2 separate regions of the Homo sapiens genome follow, and region 1 is linked to region 2. A link is an interaction called in ENCODE POLR2A ChIA-PET data of the cell type or tissue named here. Cell type or tissue: HepG2. All regions are shown on one strand. Links, peaks and the distances in the headings refer to the core of each region. The heading gives the core; the rest is flanking DNA.

The links. Peaks named below come from ENCODE experiments on the same cell type or tissue, not always from the same donor. Only the 100,000 strongest peaks of a DNase experiment are listed, where the experiment ranks them.
Region 1: POLR2A ChIA-PET joins it to region 2 with 9 read pairs; 1 of 35 experiments calls an interaction of 5 or more read pairs at or near these places.

The regions. Positions count from the first base shown.
Region 1 is chr15:80,948,220-80,963,462 of GRCh38, reverse strand. CEMIP (cell migration inducing hyaluronidase 1) reads right to left here. Exons shown (of 30, transcript NM_001293298.2): 30 at 11,692-14,666. The coding sequence ends at 14,539. It also overlaps a transcript of MESD not described here. Among named protein-coding and RNA genes, the nearest start is that of MESD, 34 kb to the left of the region's middle. RefSeq lists enhancers at 7,890-8,862, 8,863-9,834, 9,835-10,807. In HepG2, for the core only: no CTCF peak of the experiment used is centred there; DNase peaks (open chromatin) are centred at 8,772 and 9,102.
Region 2 is chr15:80,832,745-80,847,987 of GRCh38, reverse strand. The region is part of intron 1 of CEMIP (cell migration inducing hyaluronidase 1); the gene reads right to left. It overlaps MIR549A (microRNA 549a), which reads left to right and starts at 5,915; the gene lies at 5,915-6,010. In HepG2, for the core only: no CTCF peak of the experiment used is centred there; DNase peaks (open chromatin) are centred at 6,277 and 8,647.

The DNA.
Region 1 (15,243 bases), core at 6,121-11,120, 120 kb before region 2:
GGATTCCCTCTTTTTCTATTGATTGGAATAGTTTCAGAAGGAATGGTACCAGCTCCTCTTTGTACCTCTGGTAGAATTTGGCTGTGAATCTGTCTGGTCCTGGACTTCTTTTGTTTGGTAGGCTATTAATTATTGCCTCAATTTCAGAACCTGTTATTGGTCTATTCAGAGATTCAACTTCTTCCTGGTTTAGTCTTGGGAGGGTGTATGTATACAGGAATTTATCCATTTCTTCTAGATTTTCTAGTTTATTTGCATAGAGCTGTTCATAGTATTCTCTGATGGTAGTTTGTATTTCTGTGGAATTGGTGGTAATATCCACTTTATCGTTTTTTATTACATCTATTTGATTCTTCTCTCTTTTCTTTATTAGTCCTGTTAGTGGTCTATTTTGTTGATCTTTTCAAAAACCCAGCTCCTGGATTCACTGATTTTTTTGAAGGGTTTTTTGTGTCTCTATCTCCTTCAGTTCTGCTCTGATCTTAGTTATTTCTTGTTTTCTGCTAGCTTTTGAATGTTTGCTCTTACTTCTCTAGTTCTTTTAATTGTGATGTTAGGGTGTCGATTTTAGATCTTTCCTGCTTTCTTTTATGGGCATTTAGTGGTATCAATTTCCCTCTACACACTGCTTTAAATGTGTCCCTCAGATTCTGGTACATTGTGTCTTTGTTCTCATTGGTTTCAAAGAACATCTTTATTTCTGCCTTCATTTCATTATTTACCCAGTAGTCATTCAGGAGCACGTTGTTCAGTTTCCATGTAGTTGTGCGGTTTTGAGTGAGTTTCTTAATCCTGAGTTCTAATTTGATTGCACTGTGGTCTGAGACAGTTTGTTGTGGTTTCTGTTCTTTTACATTTGCTGAGGAGTGTTTTACTTCCAATTAGGTGGTCAATTTTAGAATAAGTGTGATGCGGTGCTGAGAAAAGTGTATATTCTGTTGATTTGGGGTGGAGAGTTCTGTAGATGTCTATTAGGTCTGCTTGGTCCAGAGCTGAGTTCAAGTCCTGGATATCCTTGTTAATTTTCTGTCTCGATCTGTCTAATATTGACAGTGGCGTGTTAAAGTCTCCCATTATTACTGTGTGGGAGTCTAAGTCTCTTTGTAGGTGTCTGAGAACTTGCTTTATAAATCTGGGTGCTCCTGTGTTGGGTGCATATATATTTAGGATAGTTATCTCTTCTTGTTGAATTGATTCCTTTACCATTATATAATGGCCTTCTTTGTCTCTTTTGATCTTTGTTGGTTTAAAGTCTGTCTTATCAGAGACCAGGTTTGCAACCCCTGCTGTTTTTCGCTTTCCATTTGCTTGGTAGATCTTCTTCCATCCCTTTATTTTGAGCTTATGTGCATCTCTGCACGTGAGATGGGTCTCCTGAATACAGCACACTGATGGGTCTTGACTCTTTGTCCAATTTGCCAGTCTGTATCTTTTAATTGGGGCATTTAGCCCATTTACATTTAAGGTTAATATTGTTATGTGTGAATTTGATCCTGTTATGATGATGCTAGCTGGTTATTTCGCCCGTTAATTGATGCAGTTTCTTCATAGTGTCAATGGTCTTTACAATTTGGCATGTTTTTGCAGTGGCTGGTACAGGTTGTTCCTTTCCATGTTTAATGCTTCCTTCAGGAGCTCTTGTAAGGCAGGCCTGGTGGTGACAAAATCTCTCAGCATTTGCTTGTCTATAATGTTTTTTCTTTCATCTTCTTTGTGATGGTATATTTAGCCAATATCTGACTGTTGACTACTTAGGTTGTTTTACAGTTTTCATCATCATATAAAATGCTGCAGTGAATATCCTTGTCACAAATTCTTGTGCATTTCTGTAGCTCTTTCTTTAGGATAAATTCTTTGACAGAATTTTGGAGCCAAAGTCTGAATACATTTTGCAGTCATTTTTACTTAGTACTAAATTGCTTTACAGAAAATTTGCACCAAATTATTCTTTTATCCTCATTGTCTAGGAGCATTCATTTCTTCTGTCTTTTATAGTTCTTTTTAATATTTTCTAGTTTACTAGGTGGATAATAGCATCTCACTGTTGTTTCAATTTGCATTTTATAATTACCAACAAGGTTTAGTTTTTGAATATATCTTTTGCCATTTTGCCATTTATATTTTTTCTTATGTAATCTGGCCCCCTTTTGCTGTTTTTCTTTCTTTTCTTTTCCTTTTTTTTTTTCTTTTTGTTCCTTACTGCTTTGTAAGAGCCTCTCATATAAAATATCAGCAGAGTCTCAGCAAAAAGCAGATGGCATGTTAAGGAGCATTTAATGGCAGGATTGTTTGCAAATTGTGTGCATAAAGTTTAGGGATCCCAACAAGGAGTAGTGCAATAGCCCTGGGCTTGCAAAAGTGGGGGCCAGTTACCACCCCTAAGCCTGGCGATACTGAGAGAGAGGGCAATTACTGGGACCACGAAAGGGCTCCTGACCAAAGCTCTCATCTTCCTTAGAGGGATACAGTCAACTCACAGAGACACAGTAAAAAGGGAGACAGTGGCATGAATTCCCTAACCCAGGACTTTCCTTCCTCCCTTCCATCTGTTGACGGTGCCTCCAATTGGCCAAACCCAACAGGGAGCCAGAGGGCCAGGGAACAGCTGCTGGACATGTCTCGGCCTCTTGGGGCCTTAAACAGGGCAGAGAAGGGTGTAGAATTGATCTGGAGGCAAACAGAAGATGACTAGACACCCAAAGATAATAATTTCTTTTCTGGGATATGTATTTTAAACTCGTTTCCTGTCAATATTGTTTAGAGTTTCAATAATTTTATGTAGGCATATCAACCAATTTTGATGATTTTTCCTTTGATATTTTGTTTAAGAAAGCGTTCCTCATCCCCAACATTGTGTCATTATTCAACCATATATCAAGTGTTTTCCCTCTAGAATTTGAAGGAGAAATAATTATTTAAAAGATGCAAATAAGTAGAATTTCATTTTAACAGCTTAATTCTTTCTTTCCAAGGGAGTGTAAGTCCTTGTACTCCTTCTTTCCACTTTGTGTAATTGGTTGGTTGAATGTGCTGATCTTGAAAGGTACAAACTGGGAAAGAGTTTTTTTTTTTCTCCGTGCTTTTTTTTTTTTTTTTTAAACACAGGATGTTGTCTGTCACCCAGGATGGATTACAGTGGTGTAATCACAGCTCACTGCAGCCTTGACTTCCCTAAGCTCAGGTGATCCTCCCACCTCAGCCTCCTGAGTAGCTGGCACTACAGGTGGGTGCCACCACACCCAACTAATTTTTGTGTTTTTTGTAGAGATGGGGTTTTTTCCATGTTGCCCTGGCTGGCCTTGAACTCCTGGGCTCAAGTGATCTGCCCACCTTGGCCTCCCAAAGTGCTGGGATTACAGGTGTGAGCCACCACGCCTGGACTCAGTGCTGTCTTAAACCCCCTTTGTTCACTCAGCCTTCTGTCAGTGATGAGCTGGCTGGGACCAGCTGGTGAAAACCAATTGTTAAATAGACAGGAATTTTACAAGCTGGTTGCGAAACCATTGCAGCTGAAAATCAGCCATGATGGGAGAATTTACACTATGGGCATCAACAAATACTACGAACAGGGCTTCTCCCACCCACCGCCCCACTCCCCCTGCTTCCAGTTGAGTTTACCTGCACACCACTGCTCTTACCCACTTCTTTTTGAGCACTTCCAGGAGATAATGGGGACATGAGCTATTCTTCTCTCTTCCACTTTGCTTTTTCTCTCCACTTCTTCCATCTCTTCCTATTCCTGCTGGCTCCTGCAGGGGCACAAAGGTGGGGGGATTGGAAGAAGAGGGGTTAAAAATCTTTAATAATTTATGTTATGGTAGAAAGAGGGTTCGTAAGTGTTCTCCGTTATGGCAGGTGTCCATTTATTGGCTGTTTGGCATGTTTGGAGAATATGCCCAAGATCCCCCTTACCAACTTTGATCTGAGCAAGACATTTTCTAGCTGAATACTGGTGAAACCCCTTGGAGTTGCCCTATATCCTCTTTCTATCAGGAACCCCTTCAGCTAAGCAGGCAGCCACTTGGAACAGGGCCCTTTCAAACTAGCTCACACCAGGGCCGCACTAATTTCCACAATGTACACTTGACTCGTGGGAAGCCTCACACATCCTCCCAGCCAAAAGGAGTGAATGCACTGACCCAGAGGCTGCCCTTCATCCTTCCAGGCACTGCGGCAGCTCCAGCCTCCATCTACCTTCGGTCATCTCTGGGCGAGAGGCACCTTCAACCTCTACCCTCTCACATGGCAGGCATGCAAGGCAGGCTCTCCGGAAAACTGTCTCCCCCAACTCCAACAGCAGCTGGATGACCTGTGAGTTTTAGGCACTCAGCAAGTGTCCAGCTGAGAAGTAAAATGTCAATCTCTTCCTTTGGTAAATCTCCGCAATCTCCCCAAGAGGGGTTCTCTTGGAGCCTCTCACCGGGCTTAGGGGATGCACCCTTTGAGAGAGGGGAAACCCAATAGCACATTGACTCTTGTAAATTTCCTTCAGGGCATCTCCCCTTCAATGACTCTCCAGCCTTCTCTTCCTTAGCCTGGAGGTGGGTCACCACTTCTTACCAAGTCCTTCACGGCTACTCTAGGGGCTTTTCCTCAGAATATGGGGGTAACTGTCATCTATTGCCTCAACAATTGCCATTCCATAAACTGACACATCAAGGACCTTGAAAAGACAATCCTGCTCCCAACCTGATCACATTGAAGACAGGCTGCAATTGCAAGGCCTCTGCAGATTGTTTATACTGCTAAAGGGTGGTGACCCCTGAGAGATAGTTCTTTGCTCAGCAGAGCACCTTGATGAGTGTTTGGATATGAAAAAAAAATGCCTAAGGCCAGGCACGGTGGCTCATGCCTGTAATCCCAGCACTTTGGAAGGCCAAGGCAGGCAGATCACCTGAGCTCGGGAGTTCGAGACCAGCCTGGGCAACGTGGCAAAACCCCATCTCTACCAAAAAATAGAAAAAATTAGTTGAGTGTGGTGGCGCATGCCTGTGGTCTCAGCTACTCAGGAGGCTGAGGTGGGAGAATTGCTTGAACCTGGGAGGTGAAGGTTGCAGTGAGCCAAGATCGCACCACTGCTCTTCAGCCTGGGTGACAGAGTGAGACCCCATCTCTAAATTAATTAATTAATTGAAATAAAATAAATGCCTGGGACCAATCTTTTTATTGATGAGAGAGCAACAATTCTATACCTGATAAGGCAAGGAGAATTCTGATGTTCTAGTAGCAGCCTGACCCAGGAATTTACTTAAGGTGTGTGTAGGCGAATGGGAGGGTAGAGGAACTTCTGGGAAATGATGACTAATATTCTATTTGAAGCTGTTGCTATGCCATATTCCTAAATCTTCAGCAAAATTCCGCTATAAATAACTTCCTTGTGTTTGTGTAATTTGAGGAAATCAAGAAGAAAAGAGGCAATCTGGGATGGTGAATTTTATGTATCCACTTGACTGGGCCAGGGGCTACCCAGAGATTTAGTCAAATATGATACTGGGAGTTTCAGTGAGAATGTTTCTAAATGAGATTGACATTGGAATTGGTAGACTGGGGAAAGCAGATGGCCCTCCCTAATATGGGGGTGGGGGGGTGGGTGGCGCTTCATCCAACCAGTGGAAGGCCTGAATAGAACAAAAAGGCTGAGTAAGAGAGAGTTCCTTCTGCCTGACAGCCTTTGAGCTGAGACACTGCTTTTTGGGCTGAGCTGAAACATTGGCTCCTTCTGGGTTTCAGAGCCTGCCAGTCTTCAGACTGGAGCTACACCACAGCTCTCCTGGGTCTCAGGCTTGTAGACTGCCAGTCTTAGGACTTGTTGGTCTCTGTAATTGCATGAGCCAATTTCGTGTGTGTGTGTGTGTGTGTGTGTTTTGCAGTGGATGGGGATTGCCAAGTTTCTTCCAATCATGGGAGCCTAAGCAAGTTCAGCTAAATATGAAGAGAGGAAAGGTGGTCTCTAAAAACTGACCACGCTCAAGCAGCCAGTGTTTACAGTGGTAAGCCTGTAGGCAACAAATAATTTAATTTTATTTTCTTGGCAGAACCTGAAGGTCTTTCATTTTTAGCTGGGAAACCTAGGTTGGTTACATACTGTTACTGCTGTTGTGGCTGGACTCCTCTTTACCCAGGTGTTGTGTGGTCATTTTCATGTCATCTTTCTGTCCTCTCTTTATGGAGACTGTATTTTGTTTTTTTTTCTTCTGCAGTGGTAGGGAGATGTCTCATTTTTAAATGCTATTCATTATCATCATTAGTTTTTGTTTTCCTTCTTAAACCTATAATTATAACTCTGTTAATGTCTAAAACAACATGAGACAATTTCCTCCCACAAGAGAAGATGAAGAAGCTGAGCATGGTGGTTCATATCTATAATCCCAGCACTTTGGGAGGCTGAGGTGGGAGAATTGCTTGAGCTCAGGAATTTGAGAGCAGCCTGGGCTACACAGTGAGACCCCATCTCTACAAAAAAATAAATAAATAAATAAATAGCTGGGCATGGTAGCGTGAGCCTGTAGTCCCAGCTACTCAGGGGGTGAGGTAGGAGGATCCCTTGAGCCTGGGAGGTCGAGGCCACAGTGAGCTAGGATCATGCTTCTGCACTCCAGCCTGGGTAACAAAACAAAACCCTCTGTCTCAAACAAAAAAAAAGAGAGAAGATGAAGAGCTTAACACAGCCACCCCCTCTGCATGCTCCGTCCTTGTATCTGTTTTGCTTGTTATTACCATATATCCCAGGTTTGTAAAACCCAACTTTCCTTTGTAAATATTAACAATTGGCTATCTCAGAATTGCTTTTGGCTTTGCACCGAATTCTGTGTTTATATTTATAAAACTTATTGCAATATCTTTGTGGTTTTAGGGTTGGCTGCTGGCTTTTTTTTCCTGTTCCCCTTACCCCAATTGTAAATTCTTGATTTTGTTTCTCTATCTGATTAGAGAACACCTCAATGTTTTCTGGAAGAGCACCCTCGTGCTACTCTTTCTAAGCCTTTGTGTGTCCGAGAACTGTTTTCTTTTGCTCTCACCATGAATAACACCTAAGCCCAACTTTTCTGTAGACATGTTCCTTGTCTTCAATAATTAGTGTGTGGAGACCGGGGAAGAAAGAAGGAATCTTGCAGTCGAGGGGAGCAGTTGGACGCCTTCCGATTCTTAGCCCAGAGCTCTCCGTCCAACACACTTCATGTCATCATAGCTGGGCAGCCTTATATAAAATCCATTCTAAACTGGCTGCCTAGGCTCTTAGGGTCTTTTTTATTTTATTTTATTATTATTTTTTTAGACAGGATCTCACTCTGTCACCCAGGCTGGAGTGTAGTGGCGCGATCTCGGCTCACCACAGACTCTACCTTCCAGGCTCAAGTGATCCTCCCACCTCAGCCTGCTGAGTAGTTGGGACCACAGGCATGAGCCATCACGCCTGGGTAATTTTTGTATTTTTTGTAGAGATGAGGTTTTGCCATGTTGCCAGTCTGAGTCATGCATGACTCATGACAGTGTGAGCCACTGTGCCTGGTCTCTTAGAGACTCCTAAAACCACACTTCTCAGCCGGGCGCAGTGGCTCACACCTGTAATCCTAGCACTTTGGGAGGCCGAGGTGGGTGGATCACCTGAGGCAAGGAGTTTAAGACTAGCCTGGCCAACATGGCGAAAACCCGTCTCTACTAAAAATGCAAAAAATTAGCCAGGCGTGGTGGCTCAGGCCTGTAATCCCAGCTACTCAGGAGGCTGAGGCAGGAGAATCGCTTGAACCTGGGGGGCGGAGGTTGCAGGGAGCCGAGATTGCATCACTTCACTCCAGCCTGGGCTAAAGAGACTCTGTCTCTCTCACACACACACACACACACACACGCACAAACACACACTTCTCAAACTTTACTGTGCAAACAACTACCCTGGGTCCCTTCTTAAAATGCAGATTCTGATTCAGCTGATCTGGGAGAGCCTGAGATTGGGCATTTCTTTTTTTTTTTTTTTTTTGAGACGGAGTCTCTCCGTCGCCCAGGCTGGAGTGCAGTGGCGCAATCTCGGCTCACTGCAAGCTCCGCCTCCTGGGTTCACGCCATTCTCCTGCCTCAGCCTCCCGAATACTGGGACTACAGGCACCTGCCACTGCGCCCGGCTATTTTTTTTTTTTTGTATTTTTAGTAGAGACAGGGTTTCACCGTGTTAGCTAGGATGGTCTCGATCTCCTGACCTCGTGATCCGCCCGCCTCGGCCTCCCAAAGTGCTGGGATTACAGGCTTGAGCCACCGCGCCCGGCCGAGATTGGGCATTTCTAACCAGCTCCTGGTTATACTCCTGGGTGGTGCTGAACTTTTTTTTTTTTTTCTAGTAGAGACAAGGTCTCGCTGTGTTGCCCAGGCTGGTTTTGAATTCCTGGGCTCAAGCGATTCACCTGCCTCAGCCTCCCAAAGTGCTGGGGCTACAGGTGTGAACCACCTCCCCCAGCTGATGCTGATGATGCTGATGCCATTGGCCCATGGACCACACTGAGTAGCAGGCTTTAGAGCACAGGCATCCAATCTTTTGGCTTTCCTGGGCCACATTGGAAGGAGAATTGTCTTGGGCCATACGTAAAATACACTAACACTTAACGATAGCTGATGAGCTTTAAAAAAATGCAAAAAAACTCATAATATTTTAAGAAAGTTTACAAATTAGCGTTGGGCTGCATTCAAAGCCATCCAGGGCTGCATGTAGCCCACTGGCGGTGGGTTAGACGAGCTTGCTTTATAGCTTTCAAAGCTGAGTCATGCATGTTGTTGATTCTGTTTGATGCTCCTGATTGTTTTCTGTGAGGGAGGGCAGTTCCTGGGACAATGAACTCTTCCCTTCCTCCATCCCCTCCCCCAACCCTCACCATTACCTCTGTCTGCTCTCCTTCTCACCCCAACCCAGCCCTGAGGACATGAGGGCACTGCCAGGTGCCTGTGGACTTGATCCTCCCAGGATTAAGCCCTTCCCACCACCCACATCCTACTCCTTTCCCTGCCATTGAGAAAACCTCTGCCGCCTACCTAGCCCCCAGGCTAAAACAGCTAGGATGGGGTCAAAGGGCTCAGGATTTTGGCTTCAGTACTGGAGGCAGGAGGGTTGCGCTAGGGTCGGCTTTTATGCCTTTGTTCAACACAGCAAGCACACATTACCCAACAGAACTCTGCCAGATATGGGAAAACCTATGGCCTATGCTCTGCAGGAGGCTACAGTCTGGAGGAAGGGGTGAATGTTAGCCTGGGACAGGGGGCGCAATATCAAGGCACTGGGCCCTGGGCCCAGGAGAGGAAGGAGAAAGCTGCCAGGCATGGGTCAGAGAAGGCTTTGTGTGGAGCTACGCCCTGGAACATGAGTAGGCGTGGGCCAAGCCGAGAGGAGAGAGGGCAGGGTGGGTCAGGTCATCTACCATGTTATGAGGACTCTAAGATCCTTGAGCCAGTGGGAGGGGATGAGGATTAGGGCTCATCTGGGGATTGGGGATGAGGAAGGAATGGGTGACCAGATTGGAGATGCAGGCATATGCCACCTCAGGGACTGCCTGTGTGCCCAACTCAGCATACCCTGTGTGCCTGTGGGTATGGGAACAAAATTCTCCCAAACGCCTGCTTCCAGCTTTGTGCCGTTGCGTTTTCTTTAGGCAGATGTTGTTAGCTGTCACTGCACTGACCTCTAAGGCCACCCCAGCCTCCATGAGTGAACGCCCATGCCTTCACCCCTCCTGTCTGTGGGGAGGAACCCCACCCCCTTTCCTCCAGCAACTCCTACACATCGCCTCCAGGCCTTCCCAGCACCATTCCCTCACCAGGAATGTTCTTTGCCCTTCTTCACTTAGTTCATTCCTATGCATTCTGCAAAACTTAACTCTGCCACACTTTTCTGACCTGTCCCCTCCCAGGCTGGTGAGGGAGAGCAGATCATCCTGTCTGTCTCCCTGCGGACAGGAACGGAAGGTGCCCACTGGTCACCTAATGCATTGCAGTGACTACTTGTGGGATCTGGTGACTATTGCAGGGACAAATGAAGGACCCTGAAGTGCCTGCCTGTCCCTCCACCCCAACCTCTCTGTGGCTTCTTTTGCTGTGCGTCTAGCTGGGTGCAGTGTCCCATTGCTCGACGGTTCCTCGTTGGCGTCTGCTTTCCAAGTCCTCCCTGGATGCCTCTTCTATGCACCTACTGAATCAGTGGGCTGTGCTCTCTTTCACACAGTGACACTTCTGGCTGAGAAGTCACTAGTAACCCCCCACCCTCTTTCATCACAGCCAGTGGGCCCTAAAGCTGACCCTGTGTTTGGCCCAACCCACCTTCCACTTTGCCTCTCATGACTGAGCCTTGATTTATGCCCAGGTGTTCTCAAGCCCACACTCTGATAGCTGCCCCTCTGTCAGACTCTGCCTCTTACAAAAGGCCCTTCTCTTATCCATCTCTGACTCTCAGGCCAACACCTGTCCTACTTCCACTCACTGACCTTCCCTGACCAATCCAGGCGATGATCACTCCCTGCCCTCAGAAGCCTGCCACACCACTCATTGGGCAGGTAATTTCATGTTCTCCATGGGGTCATTCTGTGTTCCTCTGTGTGCACCGTGCCTGGCACAGAGCAGGGGTGCAAAAATATTTGTTGACTGAGTGTGCAAGTGTGATCTCTTTCTCCTGGCAAAGTTTCCTGAAGGTAGAGGCCGTGTACTCTCTACTGCACAGCTGACTTTATGCCCAAAGCTAGTCTGCCAGATATATTTGTGTATTGGCAGCTTAAAACGACCAATCTGGTACCAGCCCCTTTAAGTGAATTGACTATACACAGATGCACACAGACAGACAGACAGAGAGACATACACACACACACACACACACACGAGACATAGTTGTTTTGTTTTTAAACCCAATGCATAAGACCCAGGAGCTCTTTGGAAATCAAGAGAAGAACTCTCTGTGGTGATGGAAATGTTTTATATCGACTCTATCCTATATGGTAGCCACTAGACACACATAGCCATTGAGCACTTGAAAATTGTGGCCAATGTGATTGAGGAACTGCATTTTTAATTGCATTTAATTTAAATTAATTTAAATGTAGGTAGCCCCATGAAGCTAGTGGCTGCCCTCCTGGACTGGCAGTTCTGGACCACTCCCAGTTCACCTGCTCTAACCTCTGCCTCTCACTCTCTCCCTTCCAGACCCCTGAGCCCCTTCCAGTGCTGCCTGAGGTGCCCTCTACCTGTGCCTGCCTCTCGTCTGCCAGTTTGATTTGGACCTGTTTTTCCCACCTCAGCCCCCATGCTCTTGTCAAACGTGTTTGGCCTCCAGCCAAACAGGGCCTGGGAGGAAAAGAGAGTCCTGCTTCTGCCTGGCTTCCCCATCGGGGAGGGGAGTTGAAGTGACAGCCTCCTGACAGCTTAGAAATGTGGAGGACGCAGCAAGTTCTGGACATGGCCAGCCATATGAATGATATCTTCTCTTTCTTTGAACCATCTCCACCTGCTCTTATGGACACCCCGCCTTGGGGCAAGGCAAGGTAGGATCTTGACATATGACTAGCTCTTGGGAATAAGGCCATGGAAGTAAGGCAGACACATGGGGTGATTTCATCAGCCTTATTATCCTTAGATAACTGTTTATCTTAGGTTATCCTTAGATAAGTTATTATCCCTAGATAAAATGAAGCCCATTTTAATAGAAAATGAAACAAACAGACAAGATGATGACATCCTTTGTATGTTTACTATAATAACAGCAAAATTTTTCCAAACCAGAGCCAATTTCCTTGGCTCTAGGTACACCCCTTCCAAGCAATGCAAAGGACATCTCCAATCATGACATTTAAGACAATTCTTTATTTCTCTGACAGTGACTTCTTGAAGTGCACATATAATAAATAAATAGAAAATATATCTTTGTTCATGGTGATGCCTACAAGAAATGTTTACATACAAACACTCTATACATCTAACTCCCGAAAAAGGACCAGCTATTTCGGCAACAGAAAAAAGACAAGCATTTCAGAGGAGCGTTGCTTTCCTTAAAGACCTAACTCACTTAAGTCTTACAAACAGAAATAACAAGGAGGACAATTTTCTAAGCAATAAGAAAATTTGTGCTACCAAGAAAATGCCTAGATATTGGCTCTTGGTGAATGGTTTAGGAAAGAAACTTTTATGTACAGATCCTGTACTGTGAAACATATGTACAACTCTGAGAACTTTCAAATAGATATCTTTTTTAAATGAACTGAGCCAAAGACATTCAACATTCCTGGCCACCTGAAAGTGATCACATCCTAAGTGGTTCACAGTGTGAGACCCTTGCATTAGAAGAGTGAAAACTCAACAAAACCGTGGACAAGAAGGACATGAGGTCATTTTAACTCTCCTCTCCATCACCACTAATCTCCCTGGAAGAAGTCCTTCCTGTGACTCTGGCCTTTGAAGCAGCCATATCTTTAAAAGCAGAGCCCTATGGTCACCTCCCAGCAGCTGAAAGATGTTTGGTGGGAAAGACCTCCCTGACAGTTGGCTCCCACCTGGGGAATGGACTCTTGGACCGAGTCTCATGGGTGCAGTTGGGTGGAGGGAGCCAGGCAGGCCCTCTTTGAAGGAAAGAGTTTGTGGTTGGGGCAGGAAAGGGGATAAATGTAGTTCATCACAAGACCCAGGGAGACTCTGGTGCCTCGTGCAAGATTATAAACCACAGATAGAGTTCTCCCTCTTACAGGAGCTCTTTGGGCTCTCTATAAGGTGGGCCAGGGAGAGAGCAGGGCATTAAGCAGCAGCTGAAAGGGACTGGGGTGGACCCAATAGCTGTTCAGACACCCAAGATCAGCCAAATTGGCTCACCAGAAACATGGCGAGCCCTACTCCCTCTGCTGGGCCTCACCTGTAGAGCTGCAGAGACAGGAGAGCCAGGTAGCACCAATGGGGAGTTGCAGCTACTGTGCACCCAGGCTGGGCTGACAGGTAGTGAACAAAGTGAAGGCCACAGGGACCGCCAACACCAAGGGGAGGGCGGGTTTGTGTGCGCTGGGAGCAGGAGGGAAGAGATCTGCTAGCTGTCATTCTACTCTAGTCATTTCCTTTCCTTCGAGGGGACTTGTCCCCATTTCCAGAAGCTACCTCAGGAGTGCCTGGGCACTCTGGGGCCGGTTGTTGAGGCAATGTGGTGTGGCAGCAAGGGCTAGGGTGGGGCTCCCCAGGCCCTCCCTTAGCTGTGTGGTTCTTTCCCATCTTGGGGGCTCACTTTCCCCATCTGTTAAAATGAAGGCTTTGGGCTAGATATTTTCTATATTTCCAGCTCTGAAATCCCAGGCCGAGGGAGTACGAGCACATCTAGGGTCTCCTGGAGGCCCCCTGTGCTCAGTTCCCTGGATGAAGAGCAAATGAGGCCCTAAGGCAGGAGCTCACTTCTGTGGACTTCACCCTCTTGGAGTCAGAGGCAGGGCTGCCTGGGGACTGAATTCCTCTGTGCTCATAAGCAGCAAAGCCCATTGCTCCCCTCTGACCACACTTCTCCATCATGAGTGGGCCAGAGAGACGTGAGCAAAGGGCGACCCCGTAGTCACCAGCTTCAGCAGGCAGCGGCAGGGAGGGCTGAATCCCTGAGCCATTCCAGAGGCTGCCTCATCTCCCCCCAGCAAAATGCCCCCAGCCTTCATTCCTGTAAGCAAGAAGCCTTCCTGAGCCTCCCCTCTGAAATGGCACTGGCCTCCATTTTACCTCTCTGTGATTTCTCCACCTGGCATTGCAGTGCACATGGACCTGACTGCCTGCCCTACTGGACTGCAGACCCCTCAAGCTAGGCATTAGTTCTCACCTCTCCATCCCGTGTGCGCTGGGGCACCCAGCATCATGGATATCAGTGGATATCCATGAACTGTTGGGTTCCAGGTACCATGTGAAATGCAGCAGATTTCTGGAATCTCAGAACTAAAAGGGCCTTTGAGAGTCATCTAGTCCAAGTCCAAACCTGCCACTCAAAGTCTCCTGAAAGGTGGACACGGCCAGAGGCAGGGCTTGCCTCTTCCCCAAGGATAGCCAGTTCTACCCCAGCTCCTAATCCTGTGAGGTTGGCTCTTGCTTACAGGAGTAAAGATTTCCTTAAGGCCAAGGCTCTTTCTCCTACATTTACCACCCTCACTTGTCTGCTGAAGACCATGGGGATCTGTGAATGACCAGCCCTCCAGACTACCTCCTAGCTGGGTCAGGGCTCCTGCCAAAGTGGATCTTTGCTGTCAGCACAACCCAGGTCTCCTGATATGGTCCCCAAACCCCCACTGAAGAGGCACAGATAGGAGAGAAGCACCCAAGAGGCTGCAGGAAAGTGAATGTTTCCAGCATTGGCCAGCACCGCCCCAGGGGCTCCAGGTAGACACTTGAGTAGGGGCAGGTGGCAGCACCAGGGTCTCTGATAGCCTTCCCTTGGCCCATCAGGGCTGAAACACGGCCTTCCCAGGCAGCTGCTGGCAGGGGCTGGGGGACCCAGCCATCCCCCACTGGTCTGCTGCCAAGAGTCACCGTCATAGTCTACCACGAGGTGGCACCGGGCGGCAGCTGTCCTCACAACTTCTTCTTCTTCACCACAGGGATGGGCACAACTTGGAAGATTTTGGCTTTGTGATCCTCAGTGTCCAGTGTCACCCAGATGGGCCGGAAGCTGCCTTTGAAGCCAACGAATGCCATTTGCTCTGAAAAGCAATGATGAGTCTCCTGAGCAAAAGCCCTATGAGAGGACGGCTGCCCCACCCCGTTCCATGGCTCCCCATCGCCAGCCCCCCACGCCCACCAGGTACCGCCTAGCCACACTGCACTGTGGCCCCTTGGGAAGAGCTCTGTGCTCAGCTACTGATGGTGCCTGACATGTGTTTGTATGGGGCAGGCAGGGTCTCACCTGAGCCTCACTGCCACCTAGGCAGGGTGATGGCTTTGTTGTAGACAGGGGAGCCATGCACAGCAGGAAATGGGGCAAACTGTAAGGGAGGAGACCTCCTAGGAACCTGCCTACCTTTGAGCTGCCCCTAGGACAACCAGCAAGTCCCTGCCCCTCTCTGAAGCCCAGTGTTCCCATCCATCAAATGATGGCATTGATCTACAAGATCTCCTTCCCCACTCTATCACTCTGTGGCTCTAGAAAGAGTTCTGAGAGGTGAAGAAATTTGACCAAGAGTGTGGAGTAAATGGTGCACCCCAGATTAGAACTCTAAACCCCTGAAACCCACACAGCACTCTCCATCTTGCAGTTCACAGCTTGAGCATCCGAGGGGC
Region 2 (15,243 bases), core at 5,804-10,803:
ATTTGAGGAGGAGATGCACATGCTGGAGAGCTGTGCATCGTGACTTCACCGTCTCTGGAAATCATGGAAGGAATCTCAGGAAGAGTCGAGCATCTCCACGGCTCACTGTTTCACCTTCTGCTCCTGGCTCCTCCTGGGTGGGCAGGGACACTGATTTCCATCTGCTACCTGGCCAGCAAGCATCCTGCCACCCACAGCGCCCTTCTGCACTTTGACATTCTGAAGAAACCCACGGTTTTGCCAGAATGAAAGAAGATGGTCCCAGCATCAGCCTTCTGAGCCCATGGAGTGAGGATCTATTTTCTCAGTAGCCTTGCTGGCCACCACCCTTGGTGACTAGGACCATCACACAGGCACAAATTGCAGCTGTTTGTCAAAGGCATCTTGCTAGAGCAGATGAAATACCTGAAATATTGGATTCTGGGGGTCCTACTCCCAGGTGGTATAGCAGTGAAGGGACTGGATCTTTACTTTCTTCACAACATGGTCCTGAGTCGCTGCTAGAGCTGTGGTGAGCCCAGACTGCACCCCAACCCGGAAGCTTTCTGTTGGCTCACATTTGGTTTATTGATGTAATGTATTGATGCTTCCCATAAAGCCCTAAGTTCACTCCTCACTTGTTTCCAAAAGCTACATAAGGGCTGGGTGCAGCAGCTCATGCCTGCAGTTTCAACACTTTGGGAGGCCAAGGTGAGCTGATCACTTAAGGTCAGGAGTTCAAAACCAGCCTGGCCAACATGGCGAAACCCCATCTCTACTAAAAATGCAAAAATTAGCCAGGCATGATGGTGCATGCCTGTAATCCTAACTGCTTGGGAGGCTAAGGTGGGAGGATGGCTTGAGCTGGGGAGGTCAAGGCTTTCCTATAGAGAAGCCAAGATTGTGCCACTGCACTCCAGCCTGCGTGGCACAGCGAGACCCTGTCCTGCCCACCCCACCTCCAAAATAATCAAAAGCTACATAAGAACCACCTGGAGAACTTCTAAAATACACAATTTCCTAAGTCCTTTCCTGGAGATCTTCATTCTGAACATTCTGGGATGGAACCCTGGACTTGATCTTTTAAAAACGTGCTCAGGGCTTCCAGTGCACAGCCAGGAAATGGAAACCACTGAGTAAAGCCCCCAAGTCTTGTCACCACAACAAGTGATTATTAGGCTCTAGTATCAACAGCTGAGTTGCTGAGCCAGGAATTAGGACTTCACATTTATGCTTAGAAAGCGTCCTTTTCATTTCAGCCACCTTTGATCTTTCAGATCTTGAGCTGATCACTCAAATCCTGCCCCACCTAGTGGCATCGGGACCACCGGCAGGCAGGCCTTTCTCCCTTCCACATGGGTCTGAGAAAAGAGATGACACTGTCTCTAAGCTGCTGTTACTCATCAAGTTCACTCCTCACTAGTTTCCTGGGCAGTATCAGTACCACCCCGGTGAGAAGATGAGCTTGCACACATCCTGTTTGAACATCAGTTCCCTTGACCCAGACGGCCAAGCACATGAATAGCTGCTCCAGAGGCCTCTGACCTACAACGATGATTAGTGCAGGCTAAGCACTACTGACAGGTGATCCACCCAGCAGGTGAAGCACAGGAAAGGTTTTCCTGGGGGAGGAAAAGCCTGTCTCGGGCTATCTGGAGACCTGCAAGACAAGCATTACTGACCCAGAGAGAGACGGGGGAAGAGCGCTCTGGTTGGTTGAGTGACTATAAGTGAATGAGTCAATGCATGTCCCACACGGGCCTATGTGGGTGAGTTTATGGGGATGGGGGAAACGTCCACCTCCATAATAGAAACCATCTGGGCCTGACACTGCCAAAGGGTTAGATAGAAAGTATTCCATGACTGTGCTTCCCAAGTGTCTCCCCTTCCCTCTGCCACCTGGCCTGGCCCAAAGCAAAATGGTCTGTATGGAGATTTACACTGAGGTGGGTGGGTAAAGGAAGCACCTGTTCCCTCAGCCTGGAAGTGATGTTGAGGGTGGGAGTGTATGTAGCAGAGGGCATGCGTGCCCAGAACAGGGACAGGCTGAAGTGTCTGAGGTGGGTGTGTCAGGAGGAGTCTCCTAGATCTAGAGGATGGAGGGAGGAGGGCAGGTGCTGGAATGTCTGCTGACTTCACTAGTTGCCTTGTGTGTCTTTTCGTGACACTCCAGGGTCTAAGCCATTTTCTCTGATCCCATCCAGCTCCGCCTAATGACTCGATCTAGCTCACTGACAGGATTTTCCACCTCAGTTATGGCCTGCCCACTCCATCCCAGGTCACAGCCAAAGTCACTGTGGGAAGGTTAAAGGCTGGAATGCCTGCTGTCCCAGATCCCACCACACCAAAATCAGTTCATAGAACTGTCTGTTTTCCCTGGATGAAGACCAAGGAGAAGGAGACCAGAGAAGAAGACCAGAAAACCAGAACAAAGAGGAAGGTGATGATCAGCATTTCCCATATTTTCTCAAATAGGCTCCACTGACAGGTTTTTTAGTGCCATGTTCATATACTACCTGTATCATCCACACTGTATGTAGCACCATATTTGCTCAATATATTTCTGGGTACTTTTTTTGAAATAGGGTCTCACTTTGTTGCCCAGGCTAGAATGCAGTGGTGTGATCACTGCTCACTGCAGCCTTGACCTCCCAGGCTCAAGAGATCCTCCCGCCTCAGCCTCCCAAGTAGCTAGAACCAAAGGCATGCACCACCACGCCTGGCTAAATTTTAAATTTTTTGTGAAGACAGGGTCTAGCTATGTTGCCCAGGATGATCTCAAACTCTTGGGCTCAAGCAATCCTCCTGCCTTGGCTCCCAAAGTGCCATCACACCCGGCCTCAATATATTTTTGAAATGTATTCCTCCTCAGACATTAGATTCATCCCCCAATAAATAATTGTCAAATTACTGGTTATGCAGAACAATTTAGCTTTATCTATATATGTATATGGATAATATTTATGGATATATATTATCCATATATATCCATAAAATCGTTTTACAAATCATTCATACTTAGGAACATCTGGATGAGCTGATTTGAAGGTCCTTCTAACACTTAAAGAATAAATGAGAAGTGGACATGGTGAGTGCTCGGTTCTGGGGCTCTGAGTCCTGCCCATGGGCACCCTGGGGCTGGGGCCATGCCCTGTTCTCCCAACCCAAGGCTGGGCCACCTGGCTTCTCTCCTGCTCCTGCTCCATGCCCCAATCTTCGCTGTGTTTCTACACAGCCTCAGGATGTTTTCAGCACCTCTGATATCTGGGCATGGCTGCCTCATTCCATGCTATCTTCTGTCACTTTGGGGATGGTAGGCCCTGAAATCGGATGGGGACACAGGAAGTAGGAAGCAGCCCAATTCTGCAACAGTGGAGCTGCTGGTCAGGTCCAACTGGCTGACAAGAGCCCCAGCTGAAATGAATAGACATTCCTCTCTGAGCTGCCACAGCTCTGTGAGTCATCTGGGGGGTGGTTTTCAGGAACACAGTCCTACCATGGAGGCAATGGCCACCCAAAAACCCCAGAGAAAGAGGAGCAGGGCAAAGCAGTCACCTGGCTAAATTTGGAAGAGGAGCCTGCAGCTGTTTCCACCCCCTCCTGCCCCCTCATCCTGGCATTAGTCTTTTTTTAAAAAATGGCCTTTGCTTGTCGCCTGAGCATTGCCAGCTATTTTCCCCAGGACACATTAAAGCAGGGCACAGGCTGGCTGGGGGGCGCAGGCAGAGAGGCCCCGAGGCAGCTGCAGCTCATCCCAGGCAGGGGGAGGGCGCGACAGGGGTGGGGGCACACAAGCAGGAGCTCCACGCCCACTGACCAGCTGCTCCGGACACTGGGTGTGAGTGCCAGGGAGGTTGGCCCGGGGCTGTGTGGACCCGCCTGAGCGATGGCTGGGTGGCAGCCTTAGTGCTCTGCCTTCCAGGGAAGTGGGGGTGCAAAGCTGGCTTCCCCAAAGCAGCCCCCATGGAGAGTGAAGGATCTGGGGCTGAGTTGAAGCAACACAAACGTGGGCTGCATTCTCAACTGGCTCTGTCACTAATTTGCCAGGAAGCCTCGGGCAATGACTGGCTGCTCCCTGCCTCAGTTTCTTCTTCTGTAAAACAAGGAGGGGTCTCATACTTTCCAAAGTGCCATGCCACCAGGATCCTAGCTATTCTCTGGAGTGAGGGGCAGACCTGTCTTTTGACACCTGGGTGGGCTGCTGGGGGCTGGGTGACAGAGCACCCAGAGGAAGAGCCCCTTCATGATCTCCTCAACACATGGTCTCCACCATGAGCTGATAGAGATGGAGGGATATGTCCAGCTCCATATAGAAACCGTCTGAGACTGACGCCACAAAAGGGTTAGAAGGAACTATTCTATGACTGTCCTTCTCAAGCATCTGCCCTTCCTTCTGCCACCTGGCCTGGCACAAAGCAAAATGGTTAGCATGGGGATATAGACTGATGTGGGTGGGTGAAGGAAGCACCTGTCCCTCACCCTGGAAGTGAGATTTCAGAGTGGGAGTGGGTGTAGCAGCCCCCCTGCCCCTCCAGCCAGAACTGTCATCCATATCCTCAGCTGTCTCTGAGCAGAGGCAGTGTGCGCAGTAGAACAGGAGCTGCGTGAAGGCAGGTCTTCTTGACTGATATATTCAAAGCATCTAAACGGTGCCAGCTTCATAGTAGGTCTTCAATAAATGTTAATTGAATAAATACATGAAATGGGCAAGAAGATGGGCTCTGGAGTCAGACTAGCTCTACTCACTTGAACCAGTGACCACTGGACTGGTGAGTTACCTAATATTTCTTACCCTTAAAATAGTCACCTGAAAAGTAAGGATCATGATGGTGCCTTCCCTCATAAGGCCATCGTGGAGATTAAATAAGATACAACACCTAAGACAGTCTGGCATGTAGTGAGTTCACTGTTATCATTTATGGGATGGTTCTACCTGGTTGTCCCACCAGCATTTTAAAGGTCACCTTGTATGGTCCAGCTCATCACCTCTCACTAGCAAGATGTTCTCTGCTGCTTCTGCTTTCAGTTGGTGACAATGTCATCCACTCAATCATCTAAACAGAAATGAGGAGTTCCTCTTGGCTCTTCCCATCCACTGACCCCTGGGACCTCCTGGAAGGTCCCTCTACAGGTCTCATGAATCCATCTCTTCCTCATTCCTGCTGCCACGACCCTTATTCTCTCTCAAACCTCAAGCCTCTCTCTAAGATCTCCCAGATGTCTTCTGCACTCCAGGCCCCTCCACATCCTGGATTTCTCTCTCTCTCTTTTTTTTTGAGATGGAGTCTCGCTCTTGTTGCCCAGGCTGGAGTGCAATGGCACAATCACGGCTCACTGCAACCTCTGCCTCCCAGGTTCAAGCGATTCTCCTGCCTCAGCCTCCCCAGTAGCTGGAATTACAGATGCCTGCCACCACGCCCAGCTAATTTTTGTATTTTTAGTAGAGATGGGGTTTCACCATGTTGGCCAGGCTGGTCTCAAACTCCTGATTTCTGGTGATCCACCCGCCTCAGCCTCCCAAAGTTCTGGGAGTACAGGTGTGAGTCACCGCACCCAACCCCGGATTTCTCTTTATCCTCAACCTTGCTGCAATCATCTGTCTGCCTCCCTCCCTTGAGAACAAAGAACGAGTCTTTGTGCTTAGTAAACATTTGTTGACTAATGAATTAGCAAACACAGAAGACCAGAGTAAAGGTCCTGGTGGGGGAGAAAGGCCAAGTAGGAGGAGAAGAAAAATGAAAGGCAGTGAGAAGTGAGAAGCTACTTTGTGCGTAATTCATTACCTTTTAATCCACCACTCTGTTTAAAAGAGAATAGGTAAAAGATGAAAAGGAAATACATATATAATACACGTACAAATGGTACCCAACGTGTTTCTATTCCAAGAGTGTGTTTCTAAGTTGACTGTTGAGAACCTGGCATCACATCTTCTGATAGACATGCAACTCAAGAATATATTGAGAGCTCATCCATAGTTGTCACTGTCTCAAATCAGTGACAACTATGGATGAGCTCTTAATATATCCCAGGCACTGTGCTAGGCATTTTCCATGCATCTTTGTATGTAATCCCCGCCAGGAATTAGTATCACCATTTACAGATGAGGAACAGAGTTGCAGGAAATTTGTGCAGCTGTCTCAAGGTCTTTTGGCCAGTTAGGGAAGGCGTTGAATCTAGGTCTGTGTGATCCCAAATCTCATGCTTTCCCCATATGCAATGTTGCTATTAATTCCCAGCAATACGGCCAACTGCTCTGATTGGTCGGCCCTGGCCTCCCAGCCTTGTCATTGGCCAACACCCCCTGGAGGGAGGGCTCCGGCAGCTACCAAGGACCTGTAAGAGGGAAAGCCATGGACAGAGAAGAGAAGGAAGGAAAAAGAAAGAGCCTCCTGATAAACATACCAGGTGGACTGAACCAGCAGGAGATCAGGTTAAGGGCAAGTGGAAGTGCCTGAGAGAGAAACAAGGTCCAAATTCTAGAAGTCATATCCCTTGCCCGCTTCCCCCATGTCTGTACCAACAGAGTGGACGGGAACCAAGAAGTGGAGCAGTGCCTGCCCTTTAGGAGGAGCAGGGAAAGGATGATCCCATGCCCTTCTTGCCTGTGGACTCCAGGGTCTCTCCTAGAGCATTTTCTCCACCCCCAACCCATCACTGTCATGGGGGCCCTTTGTTTAGGTGGCCCTGGGTGTCTGAAGGCAGAGAGTAGAGGTCACTAACTGGCTGCCTAGGGACCGAGTCTGGCCTGCAGATGTGTATAGGTCGTCCTGCATAGTGTTTTTAAACATTTTTTAAATTGGGGAAGTTTCATACAAACATCTGGATTTCCAGCTTTGCTGGAAAATCTGAAGATCTGGCAACCCAGGTCCAAATTCCCACATGGCAGCCATCAGCTGGCAAAGCCACAGGTGCCCCGTTCAGCTGGGGCACAGCCTACCCCTCAGAGGACAAGATGAGAGGGGAGGGGACGCTCAAGCTGTCCCTGGCCGTGGCTCCAGGTTCCAGGATAGCAGCCTGGAGGTTTCCAAAAGCTGTGTCCTCCTCCCCTTGTGGCCAGTGAGGACAGAGAACTGCTTTGTCAGCTAATGAAGGTGAGGCATGGTGGCTGCATGGTGGGAAGCCCGACAGCCTCCAAGCCTGCCTATTTCTTGACCACAAGGCTCAGTCCACTCCAGAAAGCCTGCTGGTGTTCCTAATGTAACATAAAACACCGCTGGCTTCCTGTCCTGGACCCCCTAGGACTCCCTCTCAGGCGGCAGTGGTCCCTGCACCCCAGGCTGGTGTGTCCAGGGCAACTGGGCAAACACTCGGGCGCTGCAGGGCCCAGGGCCGGCCTCCCACGCCTCGGGCCAGGGACACCCAGCAGTCCAGCAGTGTGGCCCCTGCAGTTTCCCCCTGCACGGGCCTGTTTACTTCTTCAGGGAATGCTGTAGGAGCCAGGCCCACTGAGCCGGAGAGGCCATTTCAGAACCACCAGGCAGATTTTTCATTCCAACTTCAAGGAGCTTCCAGAAAACCCAAACAAACATTTAAAAACGGCTGCCTCGCCACAGTTCTGGAGGCAGCGCCAAGGAGAAAGGCATTACCCGTGGGCCAGCCGGGGTCCCTGCCAGGAAGGAGGGTCCTGACAGGCTGGGCTGACTTGCAAGACCTGCTGCTCCAGCCAACTGGGTGTGGAGTCCCCATGAATGACTCGTCCCCACCCTCCATGCCCCGTGAGTGGAACGCGAGTGGATGGGTCATCTCTGCTCCTACTCTGTGTGGAATTCCCTCTCCTCTATCACACTTCCACATCACACTTGCCCTTCAAGACTCCTGGAGAACACTGATCCCCCGGGGTCTTCTGGGGCCACCCTCCGAGCCCCTAGGAAGCACCTTGGGACTTAGACACCCCCCTTTCCACTTTCTGCCTTCTACCAGAATTGGGTGCTTATGACTTTCTCTTCCCTGCTGGCCTGGGGGGCCCCTTAGAGGAGGAGATTCAAAAAGACTCAGCAGCTTCAAGTCCCACCCCACCTTTCCCAGCTGGGTGGCCTTGGACTTGTCACTTCTTCATTTTTACAGTTCTGTGTCCTCAGCTATAAAATGCGGTGGATAGTGCCAACCTGCTAGGGTTGTTGTGAGGGCAAGGGAAGAAAATGTGTGTGGCGTGTCTAGCACTTTGCCTGGGACATAATCGAGACTGAAGGAATATTGGACAAATAAAAAGCCAGAAGGAATGACCACCTGGGAGGGTGAATTGCCCCACACATCCAGCCCTGTGCCTGTGCCCCATGCAGCCCACAGCCCACAGTCCAAGGGAGGTGGGCAGATGAAGAGGATGGAACTTTCTAATGTCCCTCTCAGCCTGCAGGGGCTCTCCTGAAGCATTTGCAGCACAGCCCCTGTTAGCCACAAAGGCAAGCACAGTGTTGCCTTTTCCCACTGCACAGGGCCCCGTTGCTGAAGGCCCACCCTTCTGCTGTGAGGAAGGCCAGGAGGTCTGGCCGGCTTCGCTGCTGCTGCTGCGGGTGCTGGCCCTCCTGCAGGGCCCGGTTTGCAGGGAGCCCAGGACTTTGCACTTGACTCCCTCAGAAGCTGGTGTCCACACTTCTCCCTCCCCCACTTGGGACAAGCTGCCCTTGTTTGTCTCTTTCATTCATTCTTAAGTCTGGCCTCTGTTGAAGCCACAAATTAAACACACACACACACACACACACACACACACACACACACACACTCACGGCCTTGACTCCACAGCCTTCACTCCTGACTGGACCTCCTCTGAACAGAGGCTTCCTGTGCTATGGAATGCGATTCCTGCTGGCTGAGGAGAAGTGGCTTTCAGGCCGCTGGGCAGGGGCGCCTCTTACTTCACTGAGTGTGGCTGCCACCACTTCAGCAGCTTCTCCTCCTCTCCTGCTACCCCGAACACCTCAACCCCAGCCTGAGTCCCGCTGCCTCTATTTCCTGTTACCTCAGAGGGCTCAGCTGCCAACCAAGACGCCTGCGGGTGGCCTCAGCTCCTGAGTGCTGGACACCCTGTGACTTAAACCCCCTAATACCTCAGCACCAAACATGCACGGAGCGCTTTGGCTGTCCAGGGAAAGCAGGGCAGAAGCCGGGGAGCACAGATTTTGGAGCCACACAGGGTCAAATACTCAGTCTGCCCCGTCCTAGCTGAGTCACTGAAAGCAAGTTGCCCAACCTGTCTGAACCTCAGTGTGCTCGTCTGCAAAATGGGAATGCCTTCCTTATACTTCTGAAGAGAGAACATGGAAGTACTCTATGAATTTTAAAGAGCTGTGTCAATAGTGGTTGCCACTGAGTATAGGGCATTGGGATAGGTCTTGGGAATACAAAGACAAATCACACGGGGGGTTTTATCATCAAGGACCTCCTGACTAGTGAGGTGGATGAGGCGCGTAGAACAACATAGAGGAAAGAGAACTTCTTAAAGGGGCCTGATGACATATCTGGGAACTTCAATCCAACCATCATATTTGGGCAGCAATGGGTGGTGGCATTGCACTCAGCCTTGAACCAAGGGAATGATGCAGGACCCAGGCCTGCTGAGCCAGAGAGGCCATTTCAGAACCACTAGGCAGATTTTTCATTCCAACTTCAAAGAGCTTCCAGAAAACCCAAACAAACATTTGAAAACGGCTGCCTCGCCACAGTTCTGGAGGCAGCGCCAAGGAGAAAGGCATCACCCACGGGCCAGCAGGGTCCCTGCCAGGAAGGAGGGTCCTGACAGGCTGGGCTCACCTGCAAGACCCGTTGCTCCAGCCAGCTGGGTGTGGAGTCCCTATGAATGACTCGTCCCCACCCTCCGCTCCCTGCGAGTGGAACGCATGTGGATGGGTCATCTCCGCTCCTACTCTGCCTGGAATTCCCTCTCCTCTATCACACTTCCACATCGCAGGTCAGGGTCTGGACAAGCAGAGAGTCTGGGGCAGGGAACAGCAGCATAGAGACCTGGGGGGGCTGTTGCATACAGCACACCTGGGACAGCCAGAGGGGCAGAGTGGGAAATGCATTGGTAGGAGTCCATGGGAGAAAGGGTGTTCTCACCTAAGATGGGTAAACAAGGAAGTTGGTGTGGCCAGTGGAGGGCACAGAGGAAAGCAATGAGAGACCCCAGTCTGTGCAGGGGTGGTATTTGGGATGCAAGGTGAAACCTCCAGGTGGGGAGGGATTACTTTAGCAACTGCCCATGTCTATACCATGAGCTCAGCGGGGCAACTTTGCCCCCAACAGCTGGCATCTTGAATGAAAAGAAATGACACTAATAATGTCCCCAAATAAATGCAAAGATGCTTGGTTCAGATGCTCTAGAATATCTGTTTACTTCCTCTTGAAGGAAGGCAGATGGGGAAGAAGGAAAATATCATCAGATAGTATTTGGAACAAGACTTCCAGCCAACCAGTGGCAACTTCTTGGAGGCAGTCTGGTGAAGTGGCTGGAACTCTGGCATTAGAATCTGAGTTTTGACTGTATGTTTCTGGGCAACCCTTGGTTTCCTAAGCTCCAGTGACCTCTCAAGGGTGTTGTGAGGACAGACATGAGCTGGTGCCTGTGTTCTGTACCAGGTTGCCATAAAGAATGGTGTTCTTTGCGTCTTGTCATTTTGAACTCCTCTTCCAAAGGAGCCTGGGAAACCCTCTGCTTACCTGATTCTAGACTCCACCACCCATCATTTACACCCCTCCCATCTCTCTCGTTCATTCCATTTGCATATCCATCTGTCTGTCTATCAAGCATGGAATCTGGTATGACATCACTCTCCCCCATCTGTGCGTCTCGGAGTGCTTATGAAGCAAATCATTCTGAGCAACCACAGATAACTGAGGAGGGCCTGGTAGTGCCCTGGAGTTTTAGCAACCTCATCTTCTCCTTGGCCTCAGGGCCTGTGCTGGGGGCCAGACACATCCCTTAGACCACAGTCAGCAGATGATTGCAGATAGAATAGGGATGTTGGATGTGGGTCTGTTCCCAGTGAAGGGGAGAGTGGTTCTGGGGCCAGCTCTGGTAGTTGGGAGCTAGGGACTGGGGAGAAATTAGAAATAACGTTTCCAAAATAGAACTCAAGGCAGCCAGGGGCTCAGGACATCTTCTAGGACTCCACTGCTTAGCCCTTACAATCCTATCACATTATTCTGCCTTGCTGCAAAATATCACTTATAACTTCCTACTGCTCTGGTCCTGGTAACTGCAGGGTCTTCATTTGCTGAATGCCCTGTTGGATAAAAAAATTAAAATCTGGGCGTGGAAGCTGACACCAGACCAAATTTCTCTGCATAATAAGCAGGAGGCCTTTGGATGTGATGGAGGTAGAGGGTAAGGCTGGCAGAAAACCCAGGAGGTAAGGAGGCAGAAAACCCAGGAGGTAAGGAGGCAGAAAATCCAGGAGGAAAAGGAAAAACAAAAGAACTCATAGGATTGGACGCTATGGCAAAAGGAACTATGGAAAACAGAAACGTTTGAGGAAGGTTTTCAAGCTGTTTTTTACGGAATGTGTGTCTCCAAGCCGTCCTTCCCTGTGAGACCTTCAGCAAAATGTCTGCCATGTTCATGAATGCATTTGGTACAAGTGGACGAAAACCAGAGACAACCCGCAGGGATGCCAGACACTGGCGAAACAATTTGTTTGAAATCACTGCCTTAATTTCTCACAGAGGAAGGCATTTTTCTGCCCTTCGGAACACTGTCCTCCTCAGCCCATTAATAGCACCAGTCCTGAAAAAGATGCCTTTTCGCTCTTAGAGAAGCAGAACTGAAGGTCAAGCCAAGCTCAGCACACTTAACTCTTCAGTTTGGGCAACAGAAGGCTTTACCAGAATTTTAAGGCCAGGAAAATGCACTAACAGTGGATAGGGTGGAGAAATTTTCCAAGCACTTTTTGGTTTAAAAAGAAAAATAGAGAAAAACTGAATACAAAAAAAAAAAAAAAAATCACTTCCGTCTCATCTCTAAATATACCAAGTATGAGCCACTTTTTTTTTATGAGCAAACCAAGTTACACATGACCTATTTTGATGTTTCCCAACCAACCAAAAAACTTAACATTTAAAAAAAAAACACTTAAAAATAAACATGTAGATATTTCCATTTTCACCAAAATTTTATTATGTTTTATTTTGAAAAGAAAAATCCATGGTTCAAGTTGGGGCAAAGCTGTAATCTGTCCAGACTGTCTGTGGCAACAGTGAGGCAGAGAGAAACAGACCGTGGGAGAAGGGAGACTGTGGATGATCATAGCACCAGCCTGCAAGGTCCCTAAGAAAGAGGAAACCCCTAAGAAATCCCAGGTGCCCACCAACCCTGGACACACAGGTGAACATACACAATGTCCTCAAGGACATTTCCAATCTGTAATGAACAAAATAATATCTGTTTCCAGACTTTGTGGGCACCCCGTGGATGCAGACTACGGAAAGACAGGCTGGTAGATTCCACATGTTTGAGACAAACTGCTTCCTTCTTTGAGCCAGAAAAGCAGAGATTGGCTGCCCCTGCAGGCTGAAGGGTGGCCATGCGGGGCCCCTGCCTATCACCCAGACCCGGGACCTGACAAATATCCCAGGTGGGCAGATACTGATTGAGCTCCTACCCTGTCTTGGGCCTGGTTAGGCATTGGTGGCCCATGGGTATTCCCTTGTTTCTGCCTAGAAATTCCTACTTTGGAACTCAGCGATGGTACTACATTCTCCATGAAGCCCTTCCTGACATTCCAGGCAGAGAGGACAGTAGGAGCAAAAGCATGGTGAATTGGGGGAACTTGGAGTAGCTTCATAGGGCCAAAAGAAAAGATATATAAGATAGGAAGAAGGAGGGCAGGAGGCGGGCTGGAGCTAGCTTGCTAAACCCACTGAATGCCAAGCTAAGAAATTTGGCTGCATGCTCTCTTGCTCTCTGTCTCTTTCTCTCTCTCTCTCTCTCTCTCTGCAATGAGGACTCAGAATAGTTTTTAGTCCAAGAAACATAATCTCCTAAAAATGCAAACAATCCCTATTTTGAAAAATAACAACACTTGAGTAATATAAGAAGCTGCCACATGCTCTTTTTTTTAAAGCAAAAAAATATTTTTTTGAGAAAGAGACAAATTTTCAAAGGCCTAAATAATGGATAGATCCTATCTTCATGAATTGGAAGACTCAATATTGTAAATATTTGGTTTTTTTTCCAAACTGATAGGGAGAATCCCAAACAAAACGCCACTATGTTTCCCTTAATGGAAACTGACAAGGTGATTCTAGAAGTTGTGTGAAACTGCTAAGGGCCAAGAACAGTAAAGACAATCTCAAAGAACAAAGTGGGAGGCCTTAATCTCCTGGATTTCAAGACATATGCTAAAGCTAAGTCTTTAAGACAGCGTAGTATTGTTACAAGGATACATAAATGGACCAATGAAACAGAATAAAAGACAGCCACACGGATTATAGACATTTGATTTATGACAGCTGTGGCTCCCCAGGGCAATAAGGAAAGAGTAATGTTTTCAATAAAAGTTGCTGAGTCAATTGAATAGCCATATTTTAAAAATGAAGCCTGACTCTACTTTTGGCCATGCAAAAAGTCAATCCCAATGTAGATGGTAGCTCTGAGTGTGAAAGACAAAAATAAAGTTTCCAGAAGAAAAGGTAGGACAGGCAAAGATGTGTAAAACAGAAATAAAAAAGGACTAACAATTTTAAAAAAGATTGGTAACTGGACTACACTAAGAACTTCTGTTCATCAAAAACACCTTTAAGAGCCTGAAAAGGCATGCTGCAGAGTGGGAGGAGATATTTGCAAAATATTTAACTGACAAAGGGTTCCTATCCAGAATACATAGAGAAATCAGTGGCTTTCAACTGGGGGTGATTTTACCCTTTTTCCAACCCCCTCAGGACATATTGCCATGTCTGGAGACATTTTGGGAGACAACTGGGAGGTGGGGGTGCTATTGGCACCTAGTGGATGAAGGCCAAGGGTGCCACTAAACACCCTACAATGCACAGAATAGCCCGCCAAAACAAAAAGTCATCCAGCCCCAATTATCAATAATGCTGAAGAAGGCTGAGCACAGTGACTCACGTCTGTAATCCCAGCACTTTGGGAGGCTGAGGCAGGCAGATCACTTGAGGACACGAGTTCAAGACCAGCCTGGCCAACATGGCAAAACCCCATCTCTACTAAAAATACAAAAAATTAGCTGGGTGTGGTGATGCAAGCCTGTAATCCCAGCTACTAAGGAGGCTGAGGCAGGAGAATCACTTGAGCCTGGGAGGCAGAGATTGCAGTGAACAGAGATCATGCCACTGCACTCCAGCCTGGGTGACAGAGTGAGACTCTGTCCAAAAAAAAAAAAAAGAAAAAAAAAAGACAGTACTGCTGCTCCTACTACAAATGATGATGATGAGGAGGGTAGAGCCATCTTGACTGCCTCTGCCCATGCCCCCCACACAGCCCTCCAAACTGCATCTCTGATACCCAAAGGAAGGATGGGTAATGAGTTGCTTGGTTCTCAGAAAAATCACCTGTTTGGATATAACCTGATTCCTTTGGAGGAAAAAAATTTACTTCTGAGTAAATTCTGAGTTCTTACGTTTCAAAAATGAGAATTCCTTGTAAATTGAAGGAGCTGAAAAGTGAGTCTGAACCCTCAGATATGGAAAGCCTAGAGTGGCAGACCCAAGCTGAAATGCCTACAGGGGTTGGGTGCAATATCTCGGTGGGTGGAGGGGACCCAGCAAACTGGAGGGCCCATGCCCTGTCTACAGGGGCAGCCACTGCTCAGGCCACATCTTGCTGGGTCCCCGAATTTCCCAAGAGAAGTGAGAGATTGGCATGTTGGTTTTAAAACGTGTCTGCATTCTTTGATAGTCCTTCCATAAAAAAGTGGGGTCTAATTCCCCTGTCTGTGCATATGGACTAACTTTAATGACTGACTTCTAATCACCAGAATGGAGCAGAAGTGTAACTTCCAAGAGTCGTTTAGAAAAATGATGTGCCTTCCACTGGGGTCTCTCTCTCTCTCTGTGGACTTTCACCATTGGAACACAGCCAACATGCTGTGAGAAAGCCACACGGAAAGGCCACTGTAGCCCCTGGGGAGGTTTCGGTTGAGAGCCAGCATCAGCTGCCAGGCATGTGAGTGAGTGAGCCTCAGATGCTTCCAGCCCCAGCCTCTCAACTGATGCAGAACAGAGACAAGTTGGCTCTGTCCACATCACAGATTTGAGAAACAGATAAATGTCACTGTTCTTTAAAATCACTGAGTTTTGAGAAAGTTAAGCCTT